Linked DNA regions of Homo sapiens: region 2 is linked to region 1. A link is a contact called in ENCODE Hi-C or POLR2A ChIA-PET data. All regions are on one chromosome and are shown on one strand. Each heading gives the region's core, a stretch centred on a gene start or an enhancer-like site at or near the end of the contact. The rest is flanking DNA. Distances are from core to core; before and after follow the strand shown.

Evidence for each region. A loop is a pair of places that touch in the nucleus more often than their neighbours do. ChIA-PET counts read pairs that join two places held with the same protein, here RNA polymerase II (POLR2A). Pooled maps may share reads with other maps.
Region 2: a pooled map shows a loop between it and region 1 (2.5-fold over the local background). The contact joins two enhancer-like sites. A Hi-C loop is called at or near these places in 2 of 50 pooled maps. POLR2A ChIA-PET finds 5 or more read pairs at or near these places in 2 of 52 experiments (AG04449 and GM12878).

The regions. Positions count from the first base shown.
Region 1 is chr2:229,998,005-230,003,630 of GRCh38, forward strand. All of the region lies in intron 3 of FBXO36 (F-box protein 36), which reads left to right. Among named protein-coding and RNA genes, the nearest start is that of SLC16A14, 68 kb to the right of the region's middle. Within about 2 kb of position 2,452, at least 2 of the 41 ENCODE cell types and tissues checked have a DNase peak (open chromatin) inside an H3K27ac peak, as active enhancers do.
Region 2 is chr2:229,899,520-229,904,614 of GRCh38, forward strand. All of the region lies in intron 1 of TRIP12 (thyroid hormone receptor interactor 12), which reads right to left. Among named protein-coding and RNA genes, the nearest start is that of TRIP12, 20 kb to the right of the region's middle. RefSeq lists an enhancer at 828-1,329 and a silencer at 2,121-2,321. Within about 2 kb of position 2,437, at least 3 of the 41 ENCODE cell types and tissues checked have a DNase peak (open chromatin) inside an H3K27ac peak, as active enhancers do.

The sequences.
Region 1 (5,626 bases), core at 1,202-3,701:
GTTGCTTGCAACTGAGGAACCCTGACTAGCTCGGTATTTAGCTGTAATGTGTTGGGGCAATGTCCATTTATAAAAGAACATACAACATTTTCCAAGATGATTCAAATCATAATCTTATTATCTAAAAAGCCAACATTTTTTCCCAATAATGCAATAAAATGTCTTTATTTTTAAAATTAATTTTAATTCAGGCACAGTGGCTCATGACTGTAATTCCAGCACTTTGGGAGGCTGAGGAGGGAGGATTGGTTGAGCCTAGGAATTTGAGATCAACTTGGGCAAAATAGGGAGATTCCATCTCCACAGTACATTTTTAAAAAATTAGCTGAGTGTTATGGCCGGGCGCGGTGGCTCATGCCTGTAATCCCAGCACTTTGGGAGGCTGAGGCGGTTGGATCACCTGAGGTTGGGAGTTTGAGACCAGCCTGACCAGCATGGAGAAAACCTGTCTCTACTAAAAATACAAAATTAGCCAAGCGTGGTAGCACATGCCTGTAATCCCAGCTACTAGGGGGGCTGAGGCAGGAGAATCGCTTGAACCCGGGAGGCGGAGGTTGTGGTGAGCCAAGATCGTGCCATTGCACTCCAGCCTGGGCAACAAGAGCGAAACTCAGTCTCAGAAAAAAAAAAAAAAAGAATTTCTGAGTGTCATGGCATGCCCCTGTAGTCCCAGTTACTCTGGAGGCTGAATAGGAGGATCACTTGAGCCCAGGACGTTGAGGTTACAGTGAGTTGTGTTCATACCACTGTACCCCAGCCTGGACAACAGAACAAAACCCTGTCTCAAAAAACATAATTTTTTTTTTTTTTTTTTTTGAGACCGAGTCTCTGTCTGTCGCCCAGGCTGAAGTGCAGTGGCGCGATCTCGGCTTACTACAAGCTCTGCCTCCCAGGTTCACGCCATTCTCCTGCCTCAGCCTCCCGAGTAGCTGGGACTACAGGTGCCCGCCACCACACCCGGCTAATTTTTTGTATTTTTAGTAGAGACGGGGTTTCACCGTGTTAGCCAGGATGGTCTCGATCTCCTGACGTTGTGATCTGCCCGCCTCAGCCTCCCAAAGTGCTGGGATTACAAGCGTGAGCCACCGCGCCTGGCCAAAAATAATTTTAAGTAATGTAATTTTTTTTTTTTTTTTTTTTGAGACAGAGTCTTTCTCTGTCGCCCAGGCCAGAGTGCAATGGCATGATCTCCGCTGACTGCAACCTCCGCCTATTGGGTTCAAGTGATTCTTGTGCCTCAGCTTCCCGAGTAACTGGGATTACAGGCACCCACCATCATGCCCAGCTAATTTTTATATTTTTAGTACAGACGGGGTTTCCCCGTGTTGGCCAGGCTGATCTCAAACTCCTGACCTCAGGTGATCCACCCACCTCGGCCTCCCAAAGTGCTGGGATTACAGGTGTGAGCCACCGCGCCCGGCCTTAAGTAATATAATCTGTATTATAGTACTTAATATATTCCTTTTGAGAGTGTGTGTGTGTGTATATATATATGTATATATATATATATATGTATGTGTATATATACACACACACACATATTTAATTTTTAAAAGAGAGGTGGGATTTCATTGTGTTGCCCAGGTTGCTCTTGAACTCCTGGGCTCAAATGATCCTCCCACCTCAGCCTCCCAAAGTGCTGAGATTACAGGTGTGAGCCACCTTCCTGTCCAAATATATATATGTATATATATGTATTTTTTAACTTATATTTTGGGTTCAGGCATACATGTGAAGGTTTGTTACACAGGTAAACTCATGTCACAGGGTTTTTTTGTACAGATTATTTAATCACCCAGGTTAATTATTAAACCCAATACCCAATAGTTATGTTTTCTGCTCCTCCTCTTCCTCCCACCCTCCACCCTCAAGTAGACACCAGTATCTATTGTTTCCTTCTTTGTATTCATAAGTTCTCATCATTTAGCTCCCCAAAATATATTTTTTACTTGATTTTCCTACCTAAAAATGGAAAGCTGAAAACAAGTACTATTGTATATATTTTTGCCATTAAATAAGTATCCTAAAGTTGAAATTTTGTGCTTGGTGCTGATAAGAAGCTGATTATTAGGGCCTGGCACGGTGGCTCACACCTGTAATCCCAGCACTTTGGGAGGCCGAGGTGGGTGGATCACCTGAGGTCAGGAGTTTGAGACCAGCCTGGCCAACATAGGGAAACCACATCTCAACTAAAAATACAAAAATTAGCTGGGCCTGGTGGCACAGGCCTGTAATCCCAGGTAGTTGGGAGGCTGAGGCAGGATTGCTGCTTGAACTCAGGATGTGGAGGTTGCAGTGAGCCAAGATCACACCACTGCACTGCAGCCTGGACAACAGAGTGAGACTGTCTCAAAAAAAAAAAAAAAAAAAAAAAGAAGCAGCAGCAGCTGATTATTCATACTTTAAATGAAAAGAGAATTCTACGTAAATAAAATATGCAAGTGGGGATCTAGCAAAAGTTTCTGCGCTGTTGCAGGGCCTGGATTTGATTTTCTATCAAATCCTTCCATTTACTTTCAGTAAATTTCTGCTCCTGCAAGTAAATGGAAGGATTTGATAGGAAACAGCAGCAAGTGAGTGGCTTCTGGTAGTTATTTCTCACGCTGAGCGGCTGCCTTCTCTCCAAGTTTTACTCACTTCCACTATTACTTTCACTCTTAGTGTCCTGCTATTATTTCAGTGCAGTCTTGAAAACATTCTCCATAATTTAGCCAGTGCTCTGAAGTAGGTCTTCTCTAGGTTGCTGATTTCAGCCCTGAGCATCTTTACAGAGCAGAATTATTAGAAGATGGAACATGACTCAGGGCTGCTGCTTTTATTCTCCCCGCATAACATTAACCACTTTTCTTTTTTTTTTTTTTTTTTTTTTGAGTCAGAGTCTCGCTCGGTCACCCAGGCTGGAGTTCAGTGGTGAGATCTCAGCTCATGCAACCTCCACCTCCTGGGTTCAAGGGATTCTCCTGCCTCAGCCTCCTGAGTAGCTGGGTGGGACTACAGGTGCTTGCCACCATGCCTGGCTAATTTTTGCATTTTCAGTAGAGACTGGGTTTCACCATGTTGGCCAGGTTGGTCTTGAACTCCTGGCCTCAAGTGATCCACCTACCTCAGCCTCCCAAAGTGTTGAGATTACAGGCGTGAGCCACTGCACCCAGCCAACCACTTTTTTTCTTATTTGCACACAGGGAAAGAAGGAAAACCACTTATTTCTGTTGTCAATCTAAGTTTTATCTCTGTTCCATTTACCTGTTACACACTTCATTTATAAGTTATTTTCTTTTTCTTTTTTCTTTTTTTTTCTTTTGAGACAGAGTCTCGCTCTGTTGCCCAGGCTGGAGTGCAATGGCACCATCTCGGCTCACTGCAACCTCTGCCTCCTGGGTTCAAGCAATTCTGCTGCCTCAGCCTCCCGAGTAGCTGGGATTACAGGCACCCACCACTGTGCCTGGCTAATTTTTGTATTTTTAGTAGACACGGGGTTTCGCCATGTTGTCCAGGCTGGTTTTGGACTCCTGACCTCAGGTGATCCACCTGCCTCGGCCTCCCAAAGTGCTGGGATTGCAGGCATGAGCCACCATGCCCAACCTTATAAGTTATTTTCATTTAACTACTTTATTAATGAAAAAAAGGCTTCCTTTTCAAATTCCGGGGGACAAGTTTATTACCAAATTATTTGTGTCCAGTCCAGCTCCTTCCTCTTTACCTCAGGGAGGGAGTTGCTCCTCTCCTGCTCAAGATCAGTGCTACCTGACACGTGGTTCCAGGGCCTACTCCTGGGAATTTCACTTATTTCCTTTCTCTTCTGTTTGTTATTGTTACTATTATTGTTTTTTTAAGAGACAAAGTCACTCCATCACCCAGGCTGGAGTGCAGTGGCATGATCTCTGCTAACTGCAATCTCCGCCTCCCAGGTTCAAGCGATTCTCATGCGTCAGCCTCCTGAGTAGCTGGAATTACAAGTGCAAGCCACCACACCTGGCTAATTTTATTTTATTTTATTTTATTTCTGTATTTTTGGTAGAGACGGGGTTTTACCACGTTGGCCAGGCTGGTCTCGAACTCCTGACCTCAAGTGATCAGCCTGCCTCAGCTTCCCAAAGTGCTGGGATTACAGGCATGAGCCATTGCTCGGCCTATTGTTATTTTTTTTTTAACTTTTAATTACCCAGCTTCCCCCATGTTGACATCTTACATAACCATGGTACATTTATAAAAACTAGGCAATTAATATTGGTACAACACTATTAACTAAAATACAGATGTTATTAGAATTTCATTAGTTTTTTCAATAATGTCCTTTTGCTGTTTTATGTCCAATCTAGCTTACTACACTGCATTTAGTAATTAAATCTTTCTCTGTTTTTTCCCCCCCGTACGTTAATTTTTTTTTTTTCCTTTTTGAGACAGGGTCTTGCTTTGTTACACAGTCTGGAGTGCAATGGCATGATTACAGCTCACTGCAACCTCCACCCCCTGGGCTCAAGTGATCCTTCCACCTCAGCCTCCTGGGTAGCTGGGACTACAGGCCTGCGCCACCATACCCAGCTAATTTTTGTATTTTTTGTAGAGACAGGGTTTTGCCATCTTGCGCTGGTTGGTCTTGAATTTTGGGGCTGAAGCAATCCTCCTGCTTCAGCCTCCCAAAGTGTTAGGATTACAGGCATGCGCCACCATGCCCGGCATTAATTTTTTTCTCAAATCAGTTTCATCCTTCAAAAAACAAAAACTATCCTTATCCAATCTCTCTTCTTCAAAAATGGTTTACATAGCAGTTAATGCTCAGCAAACCAGCAGCATTAGTGACTTTATAACCCATGATGAAATGAGAATAATAAGGATGATATAAAGTTTTTGATAAAGCTAAACTTGTTTTATTTAAATGACCGTCTTTCAGTGGATGTTAGATCTTTCCTATTTTGGGGAGGGTTGAAATATTCCTTCTTGGCTGGGCACAGTGGCTCACACCTTTGGGAGGCCGAGGCGGATGGATCACGAGGTCAGGAGATCAAAACCATCCTGGCCAACATGATGAAACCCCCGTCTCTACCAAAAATACAAAAAATTAGCCAGGTGTGGTGGCATGCGCCTATAGTCCCAGCTACTCAGGTTGAGGCAAGAGAATCGCTTGAACCCAGGAGGCGGAGATTGCAGTGACCCAAGATCGGGCCACCGCACTTTACCCCAGGCTACAGAGCAAGACTCCGTCTTAAAAAAAAAAAAAAAAAAAAAAAGTTCTTTTTTTTATGAAGTGGTGGCAATAATACATGATCACTTTAAAAATTGTTCTTATTTGACAAAATGTGAAAGTCAGCAGCAACCTTATTTTTGTTCTTTATTATCATTTTATTTTGTTCTGCCTTTTAAAAAATTCACTGGTCTTAGGATAACCCAAAATTCTGAGAGGTGTTAGTCTAATGTCAGCCTACAGCTCCTCTTTCATTTTCCCCTCGGTCCATGCCTGCAAAATATCTCTGGCACATTCACAACAACCTTGTGTTTGTTGTATCAAAAGGGCCTGTTTCAGGTGTTCTTCTTCTTTTTTTTTTTTTGACACGGAGTCTTGCTGTGTTGCCCAGGCTGGAGTACAGTGGTGTGATCTCAACTCACTGCAACCTCCACCTCCCAGGTT
Region 2 (5,095 bases), core at 1,187-3,686, 98 kb before region 1:
TGGAATCTTTGGTAGGATGCATGCAAGGTTTAAAAGAATGCTGGGAAGCTCAGACCAACGGAAGACCAAAATGGAAACAAGTAACTGGAGTAAAAGGCGACAAACTACTACTCTAAGTACTATTAGAGAAGAGCAACCCGAGCCCTAGGGGTGGCAATACACATTCCAGGAAGAGCTGGTATATAAGAACTCATGAAAATAAGGTATTTCCCCAAGAGAGAAGTGGAATGGTCTAGAATGGGAGGCAAAAAGGGAGTTCTAGCAAGAGACAACTTCAGAAAGGTCTAGGGGCATGAATGAATGAGCAATATATAACTGTGGATAGGTTTCAAAGGAAAGCCTGAAAACATGCAAACAACTGAAATGACAAAACAACCCAAATACACAATTCACACCTATAATCTTCCAAACAAACTGCATACCAAATATATAGAAGGCGCTAATAGGTCTTTTAAAACAAGTTGTTACATACAAAAAGAAAGCCTATGGAAGTTCTGTTGTTTGGTTTGTTTTTAACTGACATGGGTTTATTCAAAACACAGTTGCACAAAATAACTTCAAAGTTTTTAAGGAGAGATTCTTGAGAACTTAACACACTATGTACAGACTGTTATACAAAGGAAGCTCTTAAAAGTCCATCACACATTTCATGTTTGCTTTAGTTGAACTTCTACAACCTAGGAATTAAAAAACAAACAGAAACCTGGTAAATTGTTTCGCAAAAAGTAGAGTCATCACTATACTTGAATTTGGTTCTGAAATGAATTTGGCATCTTCCAATAACTGTTTCCTATCTAACCTGCTTGAAGTGACACTATCATAACCAACAAACGTATTTTCTAGTTAACGAGATGTTTAAATTCAAATAATTTAAGTAGAAATAGTAAATTGAAATTGCCAATGGGGTATTTCTTCCTAAAGAGAAATCCAAATAACAGTTTCCATTTGCAGTCCCATACTACAGATGATTAAGATATTTTTCAGTTGATAAGATTTTTAACTAAGAAGACAGCACATTACAACATTAATTCTAAAATTTAACCTAAAAGTTAATAGAATTTGGCCAGGTGCGGTAGCTCACGCCTGTAATCCCAGCAATTGGGAGGCCAGCACGGGTGGATCACTTGAGGTCAGGAGTTGGAGATCACCCAGGCCAACATGGTGAAACCCTGTCTCTACTAAAAATACAAAAATTAGGTGGGCGTGGTGACACATACCTGTAGTCCCAGCTGCTCTGGAGGCTGCGGCAGGGGAATCGCTTGAACCCGGGAGGCAGAGGTTGCAGTGAGCTGAGACCGCGCCACTGCACTCCAGCCTGGGCAACAGAGGGAGACTCTGTCTTTAAAAAAAAAAAAAAGTACTGCCTACTGTAAATAGGTGAATTGTATGGCATGTGAATTATATCTCAATAAAGCTATTTTTTTTTTTTTTTGAGACAGAGTCTTGCTCTATCGGCCATGCTGGAGTGCAGCGACGCAATATTGGCTCACTGCAACCTCCGTCTCCCGGGCTCAAGCAACTCTCCTGCCTCATCCTCACTAGTAGCTGGGATTACAGGCATGTGCCACAACGCCTGGCTAATTTTTGTATTTTTAGTAGAGACAGGGTTTCACTATGTTGGCCAGGCTGGTCTTGAACTCCTGACCTCAGGTAATCCGCCTGCCTCACCCTCCCAAAGTGCTGGGATTACAGTCATGAGCCACCACACCCGGCTCAATAAAGCTGTTTTTAAAAATTCTATTTTGTTCACAAAATGCTTTCTACCTTCAAAAGTATTACATAATAAGGAAAACTTTGGCCAGGCGCAGTGGCTCACTTTGGCCAGGCGAGGTGGCTTACGCTTGTAATCCCAGCACTTTGGGAGGCTAAGGTGGGTGGATCACCTGAGGTCAGGAGCTCAAGACCAGCCTGGCCAATATGGTGAAACCCCCCTCCTCTACTAAAAACACAAAAATTAGCCAGGTGTGGTGGCGCACACTTGTAAATCCAGCAACTTGGGAGGCTGAGGCAGGAGAACTGCTTGAACCTGGGTGGTGGAGGTTGCAGTGAGCCGAGATTGCACCACTGCACTCCAGCCTGGGTGACAGAATGAGACTGTCTGAAAAAAAAAAAAAATGAGAACCGAATTTTATTTTTACTGTTACCCTACTTCAGAACAGTTTTTTAGGAACTGGAAGGTAATAAGACAGTCTTTTCCCTCAAGGAATATACACTCTACCAGGGTCGGCAGACAAATAGCAATTACCAGACAGTTCTGTGAGGAAAACTAAGCAGTGGGAAGAGAAGAAGATAAGAAGAAGTAGAGACTACAGACAGAAGATGGTAGCAGACAGGGTTCCCTACCCAAATTCCAACTACCCCACCTTTCTTCCCTGCTAAAAGAATCCAGCTACAACCGCCTTTAACCTCCCAGGAAGCAGGCTATTCCCTCGCCCTCAGGGATGAGTCATGATTGGGCTAAAGCCAGTTATTTCTTTCAAACTTCAAGATTAGAGGCATGAAATCAATTTAGACCACTGGTTCATAATGAGGATTCTTATACTTGGAAGAAATAATTTCACTAACCTCTAATTGAAATTAAAGCCAGGCATGGTGACTCATGCCTGTAACTCTAGCACTCTGAGGGGGCCAAGGCAGGTGGATCACTTGAAGTCAGGAGTTCAAGACCAGCCTGGCCAACATAGTGAAACCCCGCCTCTGCTAAAAATACAAAAATTAGCTGGGCATAGTGGTCGTGCCTACAGTCCCAGCTACTCGGGAGGCTGAGGCAGAATCACTTAAACCCAGGAGGCGGAGGTAGCAGTGAGCCGAGATCGCGCCACTCTACTCCAGTCTGGGCAATGCAGCGAGACTTCGTCCTCCCCCCACCAAAAAAAAAAGAATTTTAACATTTCTTTCTCATATGAATAGGCAACAAACCACAGCATTATTGGCGGTACCTTTAAGTTTGTACCAAAAGAAATCACTGATATTATATCACATTACAATTGCTGCAGATACCTCAAACTATCCTTTACACTCAACTACTTTGAGAAGCTGCTAGATCGTTACTGACAGTGCTAATAAACATATTACTGATTACATACCAGCTTTCACAGTTTGAGAGCTAGACTTCCAACATTTTGAGATCTTTGGTTTTTTTGAATCTTATGGGTATTAATTTTGTGAATTTAACAATATTATTCTGAGGTATCCACGAGCTTCAGACTGCTAAAGAATCTATGCTTCAAAAAAGGTTCAGGGCATCCAGACTTAAAAGGTCCTAACCAAAACTTTCAAATGAAACAGAGAAAAGAAAATAGAGCATGCATAATCATTAAGCACAGCTCATGCAACTTACTTCAGTTACACAGATATGCCTTCACATACAGTGCTGACACACAGTAGGTCATTCATATTAGACTGCATATTAGAAGAATTTAAAAGCCAATGGTCTAAACCTGGCTGTGTACAAAATACCATTACTGTGTGCGGGTTTTTTTTTCTTTTTCTTTTTTTCTTTTTTTTTTTTTTTTTTGCCAGAAGTATGATCCAGTTGTCAGTAATAAGATATACAGGGAGACAGGCTAGGCATCCTCTAGGAATACTTTTGCTTTCTAGATAAACAACAATAGGAACACAACAGTATCTTTTCTTCTTCCTGACTCAAATGCAATGGACACAATGACTTCAAGCCTTGACAGCCATTCAGTAACCGTGAGAACCACTTGCTGCTTAGAATGGCAGAGCAGAAACACACAGAGCCTGGCCCTTGCTGGAACCACTGTGCAAACGAACCATGTCGTGCAAGGAAAAACAAACCCCAATCTGTTTAAGGCCTTGTTGGTCAAGTTTTCTATTTACTTGCAGGTGAAAATGTTCCTATCAGAAAAAGGAATTATTATGGATAGGATGACCAAGTAAGGCCATCTGAGCTAAAACCTTACGCATGAAGAAACAGCCATTAAGATCTAGAAGATGACGTTCCACGGAGCAAGAAGAGCAAGTAGAAGGCAAGAAAAGCAGGAGATGATGTCAGAGAGGTGGCCATGTAGGAGCCTGTGAGCCACAACAAGGAGTCTTCTTACTCTTCCCATTGGGCTGCCACAAGCAAAGAGCCACATCCTGCACAAGGTTAATACAAATGATATTACAAGTATCCCAAGTTAATGCAAGATACTCCAAGGTAATACAAAAGATAAGGGAGGAAAATTTCATTTAAAAACATGGTTTTGGCCAGGCGCGGTGGCTCATTACCTGTAATCCCAGCACTTTGGGATGCCAAAGCAGACAGATCACTTGAGCTCAGGAGTTCAAGACCAGCCTGGGCAACATGGTGAAACCCCATGTTGTCTCTACCAAAAATACAAAAAAAAAAAAAAAAAAATTAGCCAGGCATCGTGATGCACGCCTATAGTCTGATCTACTCAGGAGGGCTGAGGCAGGAGGATAGTTTGGGCCCAGGAAGTGAAGGCTGCAGTGAACTAAGATGGAGCCACTGCACTCCCGCCTGGGCAACTGAGCAAGACCCTGTATCAAAAAATAAAAATAAAAATAAATTAACTTTTTAAAAAAGCATGGCTTCACAGATATGAGTACAAAGCTAGCATTTTTAAAAAGGATTATTAACAATAGTTTCTGGCCAGGTGTGGTGGATTACACCTGTAATCCCAGCATGGGTGGCCAAGGAGGATGGATCACCTGAGGTCAGAAGTTTGAAACCAACCCAGTCAACATAGTGAAACCCTGTCTCTACTAAAACTACAAAAATTAGCCAGCTATGGTGGCGTGAGCCTGTAGTCCCAGCTACTTGAAAGGCTGAGGCAGGAGAATCGCTTGAACCCAGGAGGTACAGGCTGCACTGACCCAAGATTATGCCACTGCACTCCAGCCTGGGAAAGAGTGAGACTCCATCTCCAAAAAAAAAAAAAAAAAAAAAATTTTAATCTGACAAAAAGGGAAAGATTTTAACAATTATGGTTAAGTAAATATAAAGCACATTAATGAAGAACTAATAATGCAACAGGAAGATGCTCATCATATAATAGCATAAGGAAAAGCAATATGATCTGCTATTATTAAAACAGAGGCTAGAAGGAAAGACTACATACAAAAA